2 separate regions of the Mus musculus genome follow, and region 1 is linked to region 2. Evidence: chromatin loops called from intact Hi-C (ENCODE). Cell type or tissue: heart. All regions are shown on one strand. Links, peaks and the distances in the headings refer to the core of each region. The heading gives the core; the rest is flanking DNA.

The links. A loop is a pair of places that touch in the nucleus more often than their neighbours do. Peaks named below come from ENCODE experiments on the same cell type or tissue, not always from the same donor. Only the 100,000 strongest peaks of a DNase experiment are listed, where the experiment ranks them.
Region 1: it touches region 2 in a loop (2.3-fold over the local background); 4 of 42 quality-filtered maps call a loop at or near these places.

Annotation. Positions count from the first base shown.
Region 1 is chr4:8,184,778-8,195,665 of GRCm38, reverse strand. Car8 (carbonic anhydrase 8) reads left to right here. Exons shown (of 9, transcript NM_007592.3): 4 at 6,274-6,369; 5 at 10,028-10,090. Among named protein-coding and RNA genes, the nearest start is that of Car8, 49 kb to the left of the region's middle. In heart, for the core only: a CTCF peak has its summit at 5,092 (motif pointing left); no DNase peak of the experiment used is centred there.
Region 2 is chr4:8,233,515-8,244,402 of GRCm38, reverse strand. It overlaps Car8 (carbonic anhydrase 8), which reads left to right and starts at 5,362. Exons shown (of 9, transcript NM_007592.3): 1 at 5,362-5,551; 2 at 6,293-6,484. The coding sequence starts at 5,449. In heart, for the core only: no CTCF peak of the experiment used is centred there; a DNase peak (open chromatin) is centred at 5,412; H3K4me3 peaks cover 1,362 bases; H3K27ac peaks cover 1,015 bases.

The DNA of each region.
Region 1 (10,888 bases), core at 929-8,928, 48 kb after region 2:
TATTTTATATCCAGCTACTTCACCAAAGCTGTTTATCAGGTTTAGGAGTTCTCTGTTGGAATTTTTAGGGTCACTTATATATACTATCATATCATCTGCAAAAAGTGATATTTTGACTTCCTCTTTTCCAATTTGTATCCCCTTGATCTCCTTTTGTTGTCGAATTGCTCTGGCTAATACTTCAAGTACTATGTTGAAAAGGTAGGGAGAAAGTGGGCAGCCTTGTCTAGTCCCTGATTTTAGTGGGATTGCTTCCAGCTTCTCTCCATTTACTTTGATGTTGGCTACTGGTTTGCTGTAGATTGCTTTTATCATGTTTAGGTATTGGCCTTGAATTCCTGATCTTTCTAGAACTTTTATCATGAATGGGTGTTGGATCTTGTCAAATGCTTTTTCTGCATCTAACGAGATGATCATGTGGTTTTTGTCTTTGAGTTTGTTTATATAATGGATTACATTGATGGATTTTCGTATATTAAACCATCCCTGCATCCCTGGAATAAAACCTACTTGGTCAGGATGGATGATTGCTTTAATGTGTTCTTGGATTCGGTTAGCGAGAATTTTATTAAGAATTTTTGCATCGATGTTCATAAGAGAAATTGGTCTGAAGTTCTCTATCTTTGTTGGATCTTTCTGTGGTTTAGGTATCAGAGTAATAGTGGCTTCATAAAATGAGTTGGGTAGAATACCTTCTACTTCTATCTTGTGAAAAAGTTTGTGCAGAACTGGAGTTAGATCTTCTTTGAAGGTCTGATAGAACTCTGCACTAAACCCGTCTGGTCCTGGGCTTTTTTTGGCTGGGAGACTATTAATAACTGCTTCTATTTCTTTAGGGGATATGGGACTGTTTAGAAGGTCAACTTGATCCTGATTCAACTTTGGTACCTGGTATCTGTCCAGAAATTTGTCCATTTCGTCCAGGTTTTCCAGTTTTGTTGAGTATAGCCTTTTGTAGAAGGATCTGATGGTGTTTTGGATTTCTTCAGGATCTGTTGTTATGTCTCCCTTTTCATTTCTGATTTTGTTAATTAGGATTTTGTCCCTGTGCCCTTTAGTGAGTCTAGCTAAGGGTTTATCTATCTTGTTGATTTTCTCAAAGAACCAACTCCTCGTTTGGTTAATTCTTTGAATAGTTCTTCTTGTTTCCACTTGGTTGATTTCACCCCTGAGTTTGATTATTTCCTGCCGTCTACTCCTCTTGGGTGAATTTGCTTCCTTTTTTTCTAGAGCTTTTAGATGTGTTGTCAAGCTGCTAGTATGTGCTCTCTCCCGTTTTTTCTTGAAGGCACTCATAGCTATGAGTTTCCCTCTTAGAAATGCTTTCATTGTGTCCCAAAGGTTTGGGTACGTTGTGGCTTCATTTTCATTAAACTCTAAAAAGTCTTTAATTTCTTTCTTTATTCCTTCCTTGACCAAGGTATCATTGAGAAGAGTGTTGTTCAGTTTCCATGTGAATGTTGGCTTTCTGTTATTTATTTTGTTATTGAAGATCAGCCTTAGTGCATGGTGATCTGATAGGATACATGGGACAATTTCAATATTTTTGAATCTGTTGAGGCCTGATTTGTGACCTATTATGTGGTCAATTTTGGAGAAGGTACCATGAGGTGCTGAGAAGAAGGTATATCCTTTTGTTTTAGGATAAAATGTTCTGTAGATATCTGTCAGATCCATTTGTTTCATCACTTCTGTTAGTTTCAGTGTGTCCCTGTTTAGTTTCTGTTTCCATGATCTGTCCATTGGTGAAAGTGGTGTGTTGAAGTCTCCCACTATTATTGTGTGAGGCGCAATGTGTGCTTTGAGCTTTACTAAAGTTTCTTTAGTGAATGTGGCTGCTCTTGTATTTGGAGCATAGATATTCAGAATTGAGAGTTCCTCTTGGAGGATTTTACCTTTGATGAGAATGAAGTGTCCCTCCTTGTCTTTTTTGATGACTTTGGGTTGGAAGTCAATCTTATCAGATATTAGGATGGCTACTCCTGCTTGTTTCTTCATACCATTTGCTTGGAAAATTGTTTTCCAGCCTTTCATTCTGAGGTAGTGTCTATCTTTTTCTCTGAGATGAGTTTCCTGTAAGCAGCAAAATGTTGGGTCTTGTTTGTGTAGCCAGTTTGTTAGTCTATGTCTTTTTATTGGCGAGTTGAGACCATTGATGTTAAGAGATATTAAGGAAAAGTAATTGTTGCTTCCTGTTATTTTAGTTGTTAAAGGTGGCATTCTGTTCTTGTGGCTGTCTTCTTTTAGGTTTGTTGAGGGATTACCTTCTTGTTTTTTCTAGGGCGTTGTTCCCGTTCTTGTATTGGTTTTTTTCTGTTATTATCCTTTGAAGGGCTGGATTCGTGGAGAGATAATGCGTGAATTTGGTTTTGTCGTGGAATACTTTGGTTTCTCCCTCTATGATAATTGAGAGTTTGGCTGGGTATAGTAGCCTGGGCTGCAGTTTGTGTTCTCTTAGTGTCTGTATAACATCTGTCCAGGCTCTTCTGGCTTTCATAGTCTCTGGTGAAAAATCTGGTGTAATTCTGATAGGCTTGCCTTTATATGTTACTTGACCTTTTTCCCTTACTGCTTTTAGTATTCTATCTTTATTTAGTGCATTTGATGTTCTGATTATTATGTGTCGGGAGGAATTTCTTTTCTGGTCCAGTCTATTTGGAGTTCTGTAGGCTTCTTGTATGTTCATATGCATCTCATTCTTTAGATTTGGGAAGTTTTCTTCAATAATTTTGTTGAAGATGTTTGCTGGACCTTTGAGTTGAAAATCTTCATTCTCATCCACTCCTATTATCCGTACGTTTGGTCTTCTTATTGTGTCCTGGATTTCCTGGATATTTTGAGTTAGGATCTTTTTGCATTTTCCATTTTCTTTGATTGTTGTGCCGATGTTCTCTATGGAATCTTCTGCACCTGAGATTCTCTCTTCCATCTCTTGTATTCTGTTGCTGATGCTCAAATCTATGGTTCCAGATTTCTTTCCTAGGGTTTCTATCTCTAGTGTTGCCTCGCTTTGAGTTTTCTTTATTGTGTCTACTTCCCTTTTTAGGTCTAGTATGGTTTTGTTCATTTCCATCACCTGTTTGTATGTTTTTTCCTCTTTTTCTGTAAGGACTTCTACCTGTTTGATTGTGTTTTCCTGTTTTTCTTTAAGGACTTGTAACTCTTTAGCAGTGTTCTCCTGTATTTCTTTAAGTGATTTATTAAAGTCCTTCTTGATGTCCTCTACCATCATCATGAGATATGCTTTTAAATCTAGGTCTAGGTTCTCAGGTGTGTTGGGGTTCCCTGGACTGGGCGAAGTGGGTGTGCTGGGTTCTGGTGATGGTGAGTGGTCTTGGTTCCTGTTAGTAAGATTCCTCCGTTTACCTTTCGCCATCTGGTAATCTCTGGAGTTAGTAGTTATAGTTGACTCTGTTTAGAGATTGTTCTTCTGGTGATTCTGTTACCGTCTATCAGCAGACCTGGGAGACAGATTCTCTCCTCTGAGTTTCAGTGCTCAGAGCACTCTCTGCTGGCAAGCTCTCTTACAGGGAAGGTGCGCAGATATCTTGTATTTGGACCTCCTCCTGGCCGAAGAAGAAGGCCCAAAACAGGACCTTTCTCAGACAGTGTGTTGCTTTGGCAGTTCCCAGGTGGTACAGACTCTCACCTAAGCAGACTAAATTCCTAAGTTCCTTGGAGTCCCGGGACCAAGATGGCGACCGCTGCTGCTGTGGCTTAGGCCGTCTCCCCAGCCGGGTGGGCACCTGTCCTCCGGTCTGGAAGGTGGCCGGCTGTCCCCGGCCCACACAGGGTGCTGCCTCAGCGCCTCTGTGCTTCTGCCTGTTCCAGAAGCTGTCAGGTTCTCTGGCGCACCCTCTCACCTGTTCAGACTAATTTCCTAAGTTCGGCGGGTCCCGGACCAAGATGGCGACCGCTCTAGTTTGAATTCTTGTGTTTGACATGTGGAGACCACAGAGAGCTGCTGTAGGTTTTTATCTTGGAATGGCTGAAATGCTAGGGTTTCCCTTATTTTCCTTTAAGGGAAACAACAACAACAGCAACAACAAATCACCATTTTTACAACAGCTTGAGATTTGCAGAAAAATTATGAACATAATCTAAGACATTTCTGTGTGCCACATAGCATTTTCTCCTATCGACATACATCGGTTAGAATTAGTGGGCCAACATGGATACATTCTTAAGTCTATATCTCATTCATAGTCCCTGAATTTCTATGGAATTTCCTTCTGTCTCTAAATCTCATTTATGAAATCCTATCACTGTTAACACTCTTTAGTTCTTCAGCTTCCCTTACCCGTGACATTTTCTCATTTTCTACTCGATGGTTTTGACAGTTCTGAGATGTCCTGGCCAGGTGTTGTGCCTGACATTCCAGTCACGATTACATTGTTATGAAGGGTTGCTGGGAGGAGGAACCCAGAGGCACAGTGCCATCTTCATTGCATATCAAGACACCTACTGTCCGTGTGACAAGCTGTGAGCTGGGCTGGATCGTGTGGTTTTGTTGGGCTCCTTTACTAGGACGTCCCCCTTTACCCGCTCCGTGTGCTGTACTTCCTGAAACAGCTACCGTGTGCTATGCACACATAGAGAGTGGGGAGTCTTAGGGTTGTTAAAGTGCTTAAAGGAATTTGCCAAATTCTGAGGGGGCAGGTGTGAGTAATGACTCGGCCAGACTCCACATGCCAAACGGAAGGCAAAAAGTCATACTTTAAAAATGTTTCTTAATATTTCATTTCTGGAAAAAAGTGTCCCATAATACTGTTATGGGAAGAAAATGTCATCAAAGTGTGTGATATGATGAATAAAATCCCTTCTGATGGAGGGCTCAGAGCTTTGTTGATGAAGCGGGACCCACTATCCCTTATCTGCACCATGGGGTTTTGGAAAGCCATTGCTGCACTCACAGAAGAAAGAACAAAATTATTCAGCATTTTGTGGTTAACTGGGAGTTGATGTGAGGCTGCATTCAGAAAGGCAGGGCCTCGAGAATTAATACTGGACACTTACAGACCCAGTGAGGCTGTGCAGCCTGGCCTCGGTTCTTCAGTCCATTACTGACTTCCTTACCTCCCTCTAGTGGTCAGTTGGTGTTTTAATTTTTTCAAAAATATACTCTCGTCTTACAATGTATTCTGATTATAGGTTCCCCTCCCTCTTCTCTTCCCAGTTCCTTCCCACTTGGATCCACTCCCCTTTTGTTTCTCATTAGAACACACATCTAAGAGACAACGATAACCGAACATTACAAAATAAAATACAATAAGATGAAACAAAAAATCATATTGAAGTTGGACAAGGCAACCCAACTGTAGGAAGAGTCCCAAGAGCAGGCACAGGAAAGCAAACTTTAGGCACTCCCTATTTCAGTCTCTCTTGGAAATTTCAAGATCCCAAAATGTACAACGATCACATTTGAGGCGTGCTTTTGTTTCTGGTGAGAATTGCTTTTGAAACGAGGAAGTGCTTCAATTTTCATTTATTTATTTTGTGTGGGTGGTATGGGAGGTGTGAGGGGTAGAGAGGGGGAAACTTGTGGAGGTCATGTGGGGGACACGATTTGGCTACTTGCTGTGTGTGTGGGAGCTATAGGCACAGGTGCATGATCTAGAAAGCATGTCTGAAAACAGTTTTGTGAGGTGAGAGCACCGGCTCCTCAGCATTGCCTGCCATTGCTTCACAGATGAGGTTTTATCGGTAGTCACGGAAGTGGTCTTTTTCTAGAAATGTGCATCTGCATTCATTACTTTACCATAAGTTTTTTAAAAAGCTCCTTTCCCCTGCCCAATATTTGCTGTTTCTGGGTATTCTCAGGTGGTTGAGACAATTTGCCAGATTTTGAGAGCAGCTTTGTACTGGAACCGCTGGACAGTGATACAGGTTCTAATCCAAATCTCCCAAACTGTTGGTGCAAGGGTTGACGTATACTACCACTCCACCACCGAGCCACACACAGCCTGCCTCCGTCCTTCCTGTGAGGAATGGTGTTTGCCTCTAGACCTGTAGTTTTGCTCCATGGCAACCCACTGGGCTAGGATTTAATGATGCTCAGCCCGTGTGAAATCATTCTTGAGTCCCATTGAGCGGAACAGAGATACACAGGAAGCGCTCTTTGAGACAGCTTCTCCTGGGGCGGTAGTCTGCTTCCGACTGGTTTTGATCTCCCTTTACGCTTGATACCATGTTTGTTCTGCAAGGGGGGTAGACACTGCCTGCTTGTCTGAGTAGTGTGTTAAGTGATGTGGTCGGTCTGTCTTGTGCCTGCAGCTCCACCTGATCCACTGGAATTCCACACTGTTTGGCAGCATCGATGAGGCGGTTGGGAAGCCCCATGGTATCGCCATCATTGCACTATTTGTTCAGGTAAATTGTCTGCTGTGAGGTTATGCTGTGGGAAGATGTTTTCCCTTAGTCATTGTGTGGAATAGTTTTTTAAACTCTCAATTTTATTGCTTAGAGGTCAAATTAAACACATATAAATGCTCATAATTTGACAGTCAGTTCTCAAGAGTTGAGCTATATTTCTTGTATAAAATAGTTCATTTATTTATCAGATGTTTTCTTCAGAGTGGTATCTGGGGCCTTTGGAGAAACAATTTGGAAAATATCTCCTGAAGTCAGACTTCATTTTATTTAAGAAAAAGAATTTCAGAAAAAATTTTTAGACCCAAGCTCACTACAAAAATCTAAGAAAAATCAACACTGTAATCATGTAGTGAGTCACCTTGTCTTTTTGTTATTAATAATTTTCACTCAAAGATGATTTGAAATGCTTTATAGAAAACAATGATAAAGATAGGCTGAGACCATGGCAGATTTAGCCAGTCTAAGTGGGCATTGATCTCTGTGACCACAGTGACTCTAACACGGTTTAGCAAATGCATAAATGCATAAAATGGTACCATGTGCCATGAAGTAGAGATTTAAAAGATACCCTAAGGTGAGTTTTAAACTTTGTCCTCAGCTTCATGGTATGCTGAAGGACTTAGTAGAGATGAAACGGTCCTTGGGAATCTTAGCAGCCTTCTGGTCTGGAAGAAGAGCAACTAAGGCCCATGGACAGAATTAAAGCACCTCCTTGCATTTGAAATGGAGTTCTCTCCCCATCTCTACTTCATGTCTACATAGGCACAGCTCAATATTCCTTTAGTTTTACAACCATTATATGTAGAAAGAAATGTCAAACTGTTGACAGTAAATGTATTTAATTTTCATTGTATTGAAGAATTAATTTAGAAAGACTTTTTTCTGCAACCTGGAAAGGGGAGTGGAGTATCAAGTTGGGCAAAGGTAAGGCAGTGGAAGACATTAGGAATAAGAATAAGGATAATAAACTTAGAAGCACAAATAAACAAGATGTCGTCGTTTGGGGTGTCGTCGTTTGTTGGGGAGATGGGAACAGCTTCCTGGTCAGACTTGGTGGATTTGGGGTTTTATTAGGTATGGTTGTTTACTGTTACCATTGTCTGATACTGAATATGTATAATGAACTGAGGACTGAGGGGGGCCCTGGATTGAAAACTTAGCCCCCCCTGGGACCAGCCCAACATTTCTAGGAGCAAGCTTGTGGCCACAGAAAGGCCCAGAATATATGCAGATATTCTCACCTCCATGCACTTGCTATGAGGAAAGACTCAGGAGTGGCTGATGAATGTCAGAGGAAACAGAGGAGAAAGGGGCTGAAGTTTCCACATCCCAGGCTGGCGCCTTGGGCCACAGCAATGGAGCCCCAGAGTAGGAAGTGGGGGCAGTGGGGGCTGAAGTTATTTCTAAAGGCTTGACTCAAGCAAGAGAAGACCAAAGGAGTAGAGTCCGTGGTGGGTTTGAGGTCTGCGAGCTAGTGCAGACACAGTTTAGAATATACAGAGAAGGGAAGGAGAGAGGGGGTGGTTCAAACAAAGGCATCTTAAAGGAGAAGGGAGGGTGTGGAGTGGCTGCTTGGATTTAAGGCCTCACACACAGCAGCCACGTTCTTAGGTGAAGACAGGTCAGGAAGTGACGGAAGCTCGTGTTTGGGGTTCTTTATTATTCTGAAACATGCAAAGCAGTATTGCAGAGTAAGAGGATTCTGCACGTAGGGTTCGGCTTTGAAACAGCCAGGAGAGAGAGAGATAATAAACCCACATAAGGGTGTGTGCAGCAAGCCCACTTAAGGCTGGATGGCATGGCCTGGGTGGGACAGCATATGAGGTATTAGTCTCCTCCACATAAGAGGAAGGACATGCAGTAGATTGTGATGATCAATTGGAGAGTAGGCGATTTTGGGGGATAAAGGGATGGGAGAGCTGAAAGATAGAAAGATGTCATTCAATTTAATGAGAAAGGATGAATCAAGGGGCTGAGTATGTCAGCTGCTAACACAGTAAAGGGAGAGAACAAAGGAGAGGGCTGGGTGAGTGTGAAGGTTTGATCAGAGAGAGTGACCTCTTAGAGCTGAAAACTTCAAAAAGACAGCAAGGAGGACAGAGGGGGTAAAGTAACTAGTCTGAGATCACGGAGCTCAAATGTGACAGAGTCAGAAACAGAAGTAGGCTGGTCAGTGCTGTGTGTCCAGCTCACCGCTGGACCACTGTATTGTGTGGCTTTACAGTGTTCTGATGTGGACTCTTCTCAGAGTTTATGATCTGACAGGAGATTCCTAAAGGGAAAATGGATCCCAATTAGACATTCATGCCTCTAAGAGCTGCCTCCTCCTCCTAAAACCATGAACATAAGGAAATGCCATTTCTCCCGATGATCAAGGAAGGCTCCTGGCGTGCACATTCATGCATATATTTACAATAATATGTATTGTAATAGTTATCATCTATCATATTGTGTTAGTTATTGCTTTATTATTGTAAAGAGACACCATAACCAAGGGCAATTTATTAAAGGAAGCACTTAGTTATTAAAGGGGGCTTGTTTACTTAAGCTCTAGAAATGTTATTTTCTGTTTTTAGAGCCCTTCTCAGGAAAGTTTTTGATTACGTTGAGCTGACTAGACTAGCAGCCATTCTTCATTGTTTCTTTCTCTTGCGTATTTCACAGTTAATGTTAAAGAAACAAAGGTACGCATTGTTGCCAGCTACTGTAGCTTCTTGCAGGTCAGTCTGCAGACATATTGTAAAGAGAAAAAGCCTAGCACAGCAGTGCCTGTCTGTTCGAGGTGATGTCTGATGCTCTTCCTCGCTGTTGTCAGGGCCACTGGAGAGAGGCTCAAAGTGGCAGTTAGATGTCACTAGAGATTTACAAAGACAAGGACATAACTGACAGAAACTTATTTCAAGTATCAGGTTTTGGAATACTACTTTAAACATACACACATATTTAAAGTAGAAATGTATATTTTATAAATAATATATAAATATGTATCATGTAATATATATATATATATTATATGAAAGCTTTGAAAACCATGAAGAAAAGGCTATTGAATAGTGATCAGCAATACTCCAGAGATGTTTTAATTTTGATATTAACTTATGAAACAATACATCCACTTCTGAGTTAAAGAAGAATTTCAACTTTGATTACATTTTTATGGCAATGCTCTCTAAATGGCAAAAGCAAGAATACAGGGCAAAATAGGTAAATAAATAAAAGTGAAAGGTCTGGGCATGGTGATGTATGCCTTTAATTCCAGTACCTAGGAGGCAGAGATAGAGGCAGGCAGATGTCTGAGGCCAGTCTGGTCTACAGACCACATTTCAAGGCTAATTAGAGAGATAGGCAAGACGTTAGATATATATTGCATAACTTTAACTCACAACTACTTATGCTATTTTTCTATAGAAGCTTTTATGGTTTTATATATTGCCTATGACATCATAAATGATAAATATCTATAGTAACATGAATTTTGATAAGTTCTCAGGTATTATATTGTTCAAGCCTTACCTATAGTTATTGGTATGAGCATAAATAGGAAAGTAATTTAGTTTCCAAGAAGTTCATTCAGGTGGACTGGGGCCTTGCTTCTTGTAGTTACTTTGGGTAAAAGCTAAGCATGAAAAATGTGTTTATGCTTTGTGCGTTTCAGATCGGGAAGGAACATGTTGGCTTGAAGGCTGTGACTGAGATCCTCCAGGATATTCAATATAAGGTAAATCATTATTTAAATGAGGTAAAATGGTTTTATATGAATTCCCAATGGCCATCTTTAGGCTTGATAACTCTCTAGAAGGACATATGGGAGTCTGAATAGCTGCTAAAGTTACCAGTTACAGTTTGTTACAGGGTGATACTGGGAAGGGGACATGTGTCAAAGCCTAGGAGGACCTGAAGCCAAGCTTCCCAGTGTTTCTTTTGGGCTCCTAGTTGTCCTGGCATGATGTGTTTTTCACCTGTGTGACCTGGAAACTCTTGTGTCCTTGATGTCTAGGGATATTTTCATGGACTGACCATTTATCATGAATTGCCTAGTCAATGTTCCCTGGCTTCTTAAGTCCTGTTGTTATTTCTCACACACTGAGTCAAGCCAGGCGTCCATGTATTTTTCAGGATAAACACACTGGCTCACGCTGGTGTAACAGGCCCCAAGGGAAGGGTTGAAAATCACCAAGACTCTACCTTAAATATGGCATGACCCAAGCCTTCAGGTATAGGAGAACATCTTACTAGGGGTGGAGGTGGGTTACTCCAGGGGCTCAGAGGCCATCTTCTGGAAGGCAACCAAAGGGCTCCCCCTGAAGTCAGGATGGAGTCCAGGAAGTAAGGATGAGACATCCTCTGACAACTTTTGCAATGGCATCTGTTTTAGTAAAAATTTTTCTGAAGGGCAATAGGCACCAGTTGCATATTCACACCAGACATTACAAATGAAATTTAAATTAAAAAACAAACAGCCATAGACTCAGAGCAGGTGTATTTTACTGGATATAGTCTATCTCACTCCAATGAG
Region 2 (10,888 bases), core at 1,896-9,895:
CAAAGGGAGCGAGCTCCGGTCTGCAGAGAGAAGAGACTCCCATAGAGTGGGAGAAACCCACCAACATTTAACAGAGAATTGGAACCTAGATAACTAAATACATAAAGAACTTTAAGAGTTAAAGATGGCAATAAATGGACTCACAAAGTGTCTGGAAAACTTTTAAAGGAAGAAAAACAAATAGACAAATAAAGATTTAAGAAAGTGTTTAACCTCTTTAACTACCAGGGAAATGCAAACTAAACTTTTTGGAAATTCTATCTCATTATAATGACTGTCCTCAAGAAAACAAGTAGCAAATGTAGCTGGGGAAAGATGATAACCTTACCTCCAGTGTGCGCGTGCACGTGTGTGCGTGCGTGCGTGTGTGTGTGTGTGTGTGTGTGTGTGTGTGTGTGCGTGCGTGCGTGTATGTGTGCAGGTGGACACGAAAGCTAAAGTTAACTTAGGGTGTCATTTCTCTGGTGTCATCTATGGTATTCAGCCTAGAGTTTGTCAAGTAGGCTAGGCTGACTGGCCAGCAAGCCCTGCCCATTTGCCTGTCTTTGCTTCCCCAGTGCTGTGATACAGTTGTACATCATTGTGTCTGTGCTGGTCTTGGAGAGGAACACTTACACACTGTTGGTGTGGACAGTACATCCACTATGAAAGTCAGTATGCATACTCCTTGAAAAAAAAATCTAAAAATAGAACTATCATTTGATGCAGCTATACAAGCTCTGGGTACACAGCAGAAGGACTCAAAGCCAGCACACCACAGCCATACTTGTACCTACAAGGTTATTACTGCCCCCCCCTCCCTTTTCACAACACCGAGGAGATGAACCGGACTCAATGCCTACCAACAAATAATGGATAGGGAAAATGTACATGTACACAATGGACTTTTTATGGAATTTTAGTCAGGTATAAGGAAGAATGAAATTATGACAACTATAGTAAAATGGACATATAAACCAGACCCAGAAAGATAAACATTTTGTCTTATGTGAGGAGTGTGTGTGTGTGTGTGTGTGTGTGTGTGTGTGTGTGCGCATGGGCACACACACATATGGGACATGAAGTAGGATATCAGAGAGAGGGAGAGGCTTGAAGGCTAGGAGCGGGAGGCGACAAAGGAGCCTAAGGGAAGATGTGTGGCATGGATGCAGAAGGGAAGATATTTGTGAGGTGGAAGAGGACCACCAAAGGGACGAGGGGGAAGGGAAGGGGGAGGGGGAGGAGAGAGCAGAGGAGCTAATTGCATAAAGTAACATGAAATGCACTCATGATATTGTAACAGGGAAATTGTAACTTCCTTAGGACAGAAGTGTGTTTTCTTCCTTTGGGGTCTTCCACTTTCATTGCTGCTGAAGATCCAGAATGAAGATCTGCCTAGAGAGCATTTGCCACAGACAAGCCAGCTCTACTGTCAAGGTACTCCAAGAAGATAAGGAGCATGCAGTGTGAGAGGGTGACAGTTAGACATGATCACTCCAGGACCCAACCTCATCAATGCACTTTAGCAAGTCTTGATAGGGCAGACAAAGGACAAGGAAGATTGACTGGGAGGACAAGAGTATTGATAATCTCTGAGATGGGACCCTACTTTCTCTGTTCCTGTGATATCTAGTGGAGCTTGCCCCTTCCAGGGACCCATGCTTATATCAATCGGTACTTTGTGATAAGATCCGAGTGTTAAGAGAATGTTCTGCTGATCTGGTTTGACATCAGGTATGCAAACACTAAGTGTGAGCAAATGAAGACAAAGTCTCAAATACCATAGTAACTTAAGAGAGACCCAGAGTCAGGAGATACTTCTGTTCCTAATGTGAAGCATGGATATGTTTAGATTCTGATATTGGGTTTGGGTGTGCTTGTTCTATTTTGTCAATTAAAGAATTGGCCTATATCTTTGATCTGTGTTTAGATTTTCTGATGACAGAATTTTATAATAACTAGAGCTAATAATGCAATCTTTGGTGGCAATATAGCAGGGGATCTGTGGAGAGGTCTTAAGGTGTTAATAATTAGCAGCATACGAAGCACACAGTCTCAAAGCAATTAAGGATGGTAATTGAATATTTGGTTGCAGAGCAAAACGGCTCATGTCTATGTAGCTGGAGTTACTGTTTGCTTGCTTATAGGAGTTATATTATACAAATAAGCTTGAAAGTCCAGAACAAAATGATATGAGCCAAACCAATGCTTGTCTTACAGGAAGCCATATTTTTGAGTAGCAATGCCTTCTTGCTATATGTGACGCTGTTGGCTGCAAACCTCAAGAGTAACAATTCAATTTTTCAGCCTGTCTATAATAAATATGGCACACCATTTACTCATGAAAAATTTAATTGTCAGGGATAGTCTGATGTCATTTGATTTGGTAAACACTTCCATGTTCATGTACTTTAAATGCAGTCAGAGGTCAGACAAAAATGGCCACAATATCACATGTATGCTCGTTTAAGGGCATAGGGGAATATTAATGTTGAATTCAGAATGACCCAGGTATCTTTTTATAGAGATTCTCTCCAGCCTTTGCATGGACTTCGTCAGCAATGACAGATCAAGAATCGATAAATGGGACCTCATAAAATTGCAAAGCTTCTGCAAAGCAAAAGACACCGTCAATAAGACAAAAAGGCCACCAACAGATTGGGAAAGGATCTTTACCTATCCCAAATCGGATAGGGGACTAATATCCAATATATATAAAGAACTCAAGAAGGTGGAGTCCAGAAAATCAAATAACCCCATTAAAAATGGGGCTCAGAGCTGAACAAAGAATTCTCACCTGAGGAATATCGAATGGCAGAGAAACACCTGAAAAAATGTTCAACATCCTTAATCATCAGGGAAATGCAAATCAAAACAACCCTGAGATTCCACCTCACACCAGTCAGAATGGCTAAGATCAAAAACTCAGGTGACAGCAGATGTTGGCAAGGATGTGGAGAAAGGGGAACACTCCTCCATTGTTGGTGGGATTGCAAGCTTGTACAACCATTCTGGAAATCAGTCTGGCGGTTCCTCAGAAAATTGGACATAGTACTACCGGAGGATCCTGCAATACCTCTCCTGGGCATATATCCAGAAGATGTCCCAACCGGTAAGAAGAACACATGCTCCACTATGTTCATAGCAGCCTTGTTTATAATAGCCAGAAGCTGGAAAGAACCCAGATGCCCCTCAACAGAGGAATGGATACAGAAAATGTGGTACATTTACACAATGGAGTACTACTCAGCTATTAAAAAATGAATTTATGAAATTCCTAGGCAAATGGATGGACCTGGAGGGTATCATCCTGAGTGAAGTAACCCAATCACAAAGGAACTCGCACAATATGTACTCACTGATAAGTGGATAATAGCCCAGAAACTTACGATACCCAAGATATAAGATACAACTTGCCAAACGCATGAAATTCAAGAAGAACGAAGACCAAAGTGTGGACACTTTACCCTTTCTTAGAAATGGGAACAAAACACCCATAGAAGGAGTTACAGAGACAAAATTTGGAGCTGTGACGAAAGGATGGACCATCTAGTGACTGCCATATGCAGGGATCCATCCCATAATCAGCTTCCAAATGCTGACACCATTGCATACACTAGCAAGATTTCGCTGAAAGGACCCAGTTATAGCTCTCTCTTGTGAGACTATGCCGGGGCCTAGCAAACACAGAAGTGGATGATCACAGTCAGCTATTGGATGGGTCACACGGCCCCTAATGGAGGAGCTAGAGAAATTACCCAAGGAGCTAAAGGGAACTGCAACCCTATAGGTGGAACAACAATATGAACTAACCAGTACCTGGGAGCTCTTGTCTTTAGCTGCATATGTATCAAAAGATGGCCTAGTCGGCCATCACTGGAAAGAGAGGCCCATTGGACTTGCAAACTTTATATGCCCCAGTATAGGGGAACGCCAGGGCCAAAAAGGGGGAGTGGGTGGGTAGGGGATTGGGGGGTGGGTATGGGGGACCTTTGGGATAGCATTGAAAATGTAAATGAGGAAAGTACCTAATTAAAAAAAAAAAAAAACAACAACATACACACACACCCTGAAACCCACAGGCCATGTGGGTGCTGCAGCTGTCCAGGAGGTTTTTTGTTTGTTTGTTTGTTTTTGTTTTTTGTTTTTCTTCAGACAGTGGAGGAGTAGGTCAACTGATGTTTTTCTCCTTAGCCTCCATCCACTTCCTGAAGACGTGATACGATATTTATTTTTTAAGTTAAGGCCCCAACAGGCAGTAAAGGATAGCAACCCGGCACCTTAAAATTTCCCAGCTAATCAATCACCCCCGCCCTGTTTGAGGAACTCGATGCATCCATTAATCTCACAGACACTGTGGAGTGTGCATGGGCTATGTAAAAGGCAAAGCATACTGCAGGCCTGAGTACTAACTTACTATGCAAATATATCTGCTATCGTGGAGGAAAGGAGCTTAGGGGTTACTGAACAGGGCTGGAACACCAGGATGAAGCATTAGCCTGAGGTTGGGACACACGCTTCAGGGGTAACGACTTGACCTCTTTGGATCGGGGAAAGTTCCTGTTTGTTTCGTAATGTGTGTGCATTTCATTATTTGCGCGACTTCACGAGGCGCTTGGGAGCGGTGTCCACAGCAAGGTGAGCCTGCAGCAGCACCCCAGACTTAGAAAGTGGAACCAAACACCCCATTTCATTGTCTTTGAAATATATTTAGTAAAAATTTCTCAAACTATACCTATGTCTAGTTGCTAAATTATTTTTCGTGAAATGTTTGTTGGACTTATTTTGGGAAAAATAAAATCCATATTCATTTTCCCTGTGTTTTAAGGACGGATTAAAAAGTAAAACTCGCTCAGATAAGCTGCCACCACCACGCTTGGCCCCATGGTGGTGGTGCATTCTTGCAAGCCCAGTGTTTGCAAAGTGGAGCGAGCCCTGTGCAGTTCAAGGTCATCCGCTTCTCCACTGGGAGGAGTTTGAAGCCAACCTGGTCTCCTTGAGACCCAGTCTCACAAAACCAAACCCCAACAAAATTGACCGGTAAACGATGGCCAATAAACCATTCGACCAGGGAGTCTTGTTGGGTTCCCGGTCTCAATCCCGTTCCCAAAGCAAGGCAACTCCATTGGGAAAATTGTTTGGAGCAAGGGGAGCACGGGAGACAGGGCGGATTTTGGAGTCTCCAGGCTTTTGAAAGGGTATTAGGACTTGGGTGCAGCAGGCTTCCCGTGTTGCTGCAGCCCCAGTTTGATTTTCGCAGGCTTGCCTGTCCCGATTGTGGGGTGAGAGGGGGTGTAGGTGGGAGTGTAGGGCGGGGGGCGTGTCCTCGAGTCAGACACGCCCCCACCGACCTTAAAACGCGCAAGCCTGCGCCGGACCGCTGCCTCTCGCGCTCGCGGGGACTGCCACGCTCAGTGCGGTCCCCAGCCCCGCGCCTGCCGCTCCCGCACCCGTGTCGCAGAGCTGCCCATGGCTGACCTGAGCTTCATTGAGGATGCAGTCGCCTTCCCCGAGAAGGAGGAAGACGAGGAAGAGGAGGAGGAGGAGGGCGTGGAGTGGGGTTACGAGGAAGGTAGGCTCGTGGGGCCGCTGTCGCGGCTGCTACGCCCCACGCGGTCCCCCACTTGCCCCTCCGTGGCTGCCTGAGTGCTGTTCGCACCTGCTGCACCCAGGCAGCCACATCTCCCAGCCTGGAGCAGACGTGCAACCGAGTTGCTTTCTAGTCTTGGGAAGTATAACCAAACGCACTTCAGAAAAACCGTCCCGAATTGCAGGCTGGATCTTGGGGACTTTAAAAAGAGTTTTCTAAATCTGTCTTCGCAGATCCAGGGCTTCGAATAGTCATTAGTGCCCGCCCATGTTTCCTGTATACACGGAGAAAAGAGCAAAAGAACTAATATGTATGGGACACTGTATTTGCATTTTAAACAAGTGGCGCTCATTAGCGTTACAGGTTTTCTGTTGTCTCTGAGCATGTGGGGCTTTGAGGAAATTTCCCAGTACTGCACATAATTGAACTGATGAGCAGAAGAAATTTCTGAGGTATCTTTTTTCTAGTCACTTCAAGATGGCATAAGTTTCTTAGATCCCTACATCAAAGCGTCTGTATGCACAGACAGTAGAGGATTTTGTGTGTGATATTTAACAACAGATCACTCACGTAATGAATGTAAAAACCCACACACATTTCTTATATTTCATCTACATACAGATGATAGTCACAGCTATAATGTTAAGGATTATGAGATTTTTGTGTTATATTTTACTGTCATTAACCTTAAAAAAATCCAACCTAGTCTCATTTTGTCTTCAGGTGTTGAGTGGGGCTTAGTGTTTCCTGATGCTAATGGGGAGTACCAGTCACCTATCAACCTAAACTCCAGAGAAGCCAGGTATGACCCCTCACTGCTGGATGTCCGCCTGTCTCCAAATTATGTGGTGTGCCGGGACTGTGAAGTCACCAACGATGGACACACCATTCAAGTCATCCTGAAGTCAAAATCAGGTAATTTGGAACACATGTTTCTGCACTTTTATAAGCAAGCTCTGATTTAACTTGTATGGTTTTAAAGGCGACACCAACACAGTTTCTATTTTCATGGTCCTTATAAGTTGCATTTTTCTGGGAATTATTTTCTAATAGAGTTCTCAGGGGCTAAGAGGGTGAAGTGATGATTATCTCAGCTGGCTGTTCTTCCAAAACTGTGCCTGGAGCTGCCTCTTGCTCAAACAAACATTTACTGAGCTATGAAGGAAGGAGTGCACACACAGGCTTGCGGAATTGGGTCTTTCTGCTGTGCGTTTTGTTCTAAGTTACTGATTAGCTGAAATCATTTAATTATAATGTCTTTTGAAAATAGTTTGTGAGACCAAAGATTGGGATGTATTGATATCACCTGTGTTCAAACTTTTCAAATTAAAGTTCCCTTCTCTATCAATGACAAGAATAACTTTAATGTTGAATGCAGTCCGATATTTAAGTGGCAACTCAGTGCTTGCTTTTGGTTATTGTTAACTCACTCACTCTTCTTGAACCTTGCCGAAATGAATCTGAAATGTTTTGTGGAAAATGCAATTTCTGGGAGAATTGCTTTCCAGCTTAAATGTAGGAGAGACAAAAACAGATTTAAAAAACATTAGCACTAAGATTGTGTTTTTCATGGGGAATAATGACTATTTTTCCTCCTGGAAGGAATGTAACATTAGTGTGTTGAGTGTTGATGTGTTTTACAAACAGACTGTGCTTACATTAATTCCAAATTGATCAGCTAGGTATTTCAAACCATGAAACCATTAGGTCTGTCATTAGGCAAAGAAGATATTTATTCCTCATCTTGTTTCACAGTTTCAATTCGAAATCCACCAGGCAGAGCCTGTATTCTTTGCAGTTATTGGTAGTTTAATTGAGGTGGGGACAGCTCCTGAAAACAGTGTGTATTTTATATGGAGCTAGTAAACACACACACACACTCACACACATTCACACACACACTTACATTCACACACACACTTACATTCACACACACTCACACACATTCACACACACATTCACACACACTCACACACACACAAACACACTCACAAACATTCACACATTCACACACTTACATTCACACTCACACACACTCACTCACAAACACATACTCACACACACACATTCACACACACACTCACACAGTGAACTTAGATTTGAGCTTAAATCAGAATGCTTTGGAGATGTTTATCTCTGGTCATTACATATTCTATACTTCTGTATACTTTATATATTCCTGGCCCCTCCCCTCCTCTGACCTCCACTCCCGAGCAGAAGGAACTGCTGCCTGTAGTTTTGTCCTGACTTGCAAGGCTGGATCCAGACTTCATTCTCTACTTCTTTCTGGACCTTCCTCCCTCAGGGGCCCAGTCCTCTCCTGTCACTACAGTGATTTCTCCCTTTTAATGTGTCAAGAAACGTCCTGCGCACGGCGGTGCACACCTTTTAATCCAGCACTGCAGAGGAAGAGGAAGGTGGGGTCTCTCGACTTCCAGGTTAACCTGATCTACATAGGGAGTTTCAGCCATGGCTACACAGTAAGAGCTTATCTAAAAAAAAAAAAAAAAAAAAGAAGAAGAAGGCAAGTGACTGGAAAAAAAAAATCTCTTAATTAGTTTATTACAGCTTCTCTAAGGAATTGTCTTTAAACTCTGAACACTATTATTTATTTATTTAATGAAGCTTCTTTTCTTTATCAAAATGGACTACAGATATAATTTGAATAGTTGGCTATGTCTACATTTTCTCTACATCTAACTACAGCCTGTCTTGCTGTAGACTTCGGTTTTCCTATAGGAACTTCCGGTTTTCCTATAGGAACAACTACTTTGAACCTTTAAAAACTTTACTTTTTCTGGTTTTTTTTTTTTTGAGGTTATAATATAATTCCATCATTTCCCCATCCCTTTCTTTCCTAACTTTTGTGTATTACCCCTTCTTGCTATCTTTCAAACCCATGGCCATTTTCATTAATATATATATATATCTTAGTCAGGGTTTCTATTCCTGCACAAACATCATGACCAAGAAGCAATTTGGGGAGGAAAGGGTTTATTCAGCTTACATTTCCACATTGCTGTTTATCACCAAGGAAGTCAGGACTGGAACTCAAGCAGGTCAGGGAGCAGGAGCTGATGCAGAGGCCATGAAGGGATGTTCTTTACTGGCTTGCTTTCCCTGGCTTGCTCAGCCTGCTCTCTTATAGAACCAAGACTACCAGCCCAGAGATGGTCCCACCCACAAGGGGCCTTTCCCCCTTGATCACTAATTGGGAAAATGCCTTACAGTTGGATCTCATGGAGGCATTTCCTCAACTGAAGCTCCCTTTTCTGTGATAACCCCAGCTGTGTCAAGTTGACACAAAACTAGCCAGTACAATATATGTGTGTGTGTGTGTGTGTGTGTGTGTGTGTGTATGTATGTATGTGTGTGTGTATGTGTGTGTGTGTGTATGTGTGTGTGTGTGTGTATGTATGTATGTATGTGTGTGTGTATGTATATATATGTGTGTGTGTGTGTGTATGTATGTGTGTGTGTGTGTATGTGTGTGTGTGTGTATGTGTGTGTGTGTATGTGTGTCTGTATGTGTGTGTGTCTGTGTGTGTGTGTATGTATGTATGTATGTGTGTGTGTGTCTGTGTGTGTGTGTGTGTGTGTGTGTGTAAAACCTGCTCAGTCTGTATAATGTTACCGACATGTTTGTTTTCAGGGCTGAACTTTTTAAAGTTGTTTCCATTGTCATTACCTCTGTATTTCTTAATAACAGGCTTATGCCATTTGCTCTGATATTTAAGAGTTCTTCAGTCTCCGTGCTGTGGAAGGGGAGGTGTGTCTTATTACTCTTTCCTGTCCTGGTTTTGTCCCACATCATTAAAGTATATTGTTATTAAAAGTAATACTCAAAGCATAATTGCTATGACCTTGCACCTGCCATTTCTGCCCGAGGCTCTATTGGGTTTCCTTTATGGAACAATGTTTTCCTTTGGAGTTACTGTATTCTTGTTTATATCTTTTTAACGTTGCCTAAGAGGAACTCCCTTCCAACTCTGACAGATGATAGATCCTGTCTCAGGACATTCAACAGCAGTGAGTCCTCCCTTCTCCCTTGTCCTTTCTCTGGCCCCTGGGAGCTGCCCCTGCGTCTCTGGACTGCCACCGAAACACACAGACTTTTTGAGTTTGCTCTCAATTTTCAGTTTCTAAAATCTGGTGCAGATGATTTGATTTTCTTTTGAATTTCACCCTTCAGTGTCTTATGAAAATGAGACCCTTCTTCATCGTTTTCTGTTGCCTTCCTCCTGTTTGCATATTTTGGGTTCCTTCTTTCTCAGTTCCGTTCTGTCCTTTCCTCTTAGGAGGTTCTCCTCAAACACCCAGTGATGCGGCTCTCTGCTCCGACTTAAGATGAGTCTAGATGAGTCTCAAAAGCTCAGTTCAGGAAGGCAGAGGCTGAGGTCTGGTCACATGGTCAGTAGTGGAGTCTGGCGGTGACATGGTGTGCTAGAGATAGCTTTGGAGGGGGCTCAGTGTCCTCAGAACTTACCTGCTTGCTGTTTCTGCTTTTTAGGGACACTGGGTAGGTAGCAAGGGAGGGCTGGCCCACGTCGTGTGGCTGTTTGCATTCTGGTTGTTGTCAACAGCCACGAGAGTGTCACCATACTGTAGTTCCTATCCTCTGCTCATCTGTTAGGCCGTGTAGCGGCAGCTGTTTGGCTATGGAGAACGGAGTTCCGAGAGAACCGCTCTTTTTAGGGACTTTCATTTCTTGTTTGAAGTTTTCCACTTTATGCCTCCACCTTCATCCAGGCATACACAATGCCCTTCCGTTCCAAGTCTGTCCTTCTGTCTCTTTCCATTTGGCTGTTATGACAAAATGCACATTTCCCTCTTGGGTAGTGAGGCCTGAGCAGACATGGAAGCAGTTCCCGTCTAACTGGGGGTGTTTCCTGGTGACAGTGTGACAGCTTTAAATTGTTTTTATTTATTTGTTGTGATCTTATTTATTTATTTATTTAGTGTGTTTTGTTTTTGAGATAGGAGCTGTGTAAGTTATCCAGGCTGGTGTAAAAACCACTGTGTAGCTGGAGATGGTTTTGAGTTTCAACAACTTCCTGCCTCTACCCTCAATAGCTGGAACCATAAACATGACCTACAGTGCCCCACTCACGTGCTTTTAAAAATGTACTTTGTAATTATTATTTTAGTTATTAGTATGTATATATGGGTTGTGTGTGCACGTGCACACATTCGAGAACATGTGTGTGAGTGTGTGTGCACGCGCACATGCGAGGCAGCATGTGTGTGCATGTTGAGGGTTCATGCAGGAGGGCGGGGGGTTCAGAGGGTAATTTTATGATTCTGTGCCTCCTTCCACCT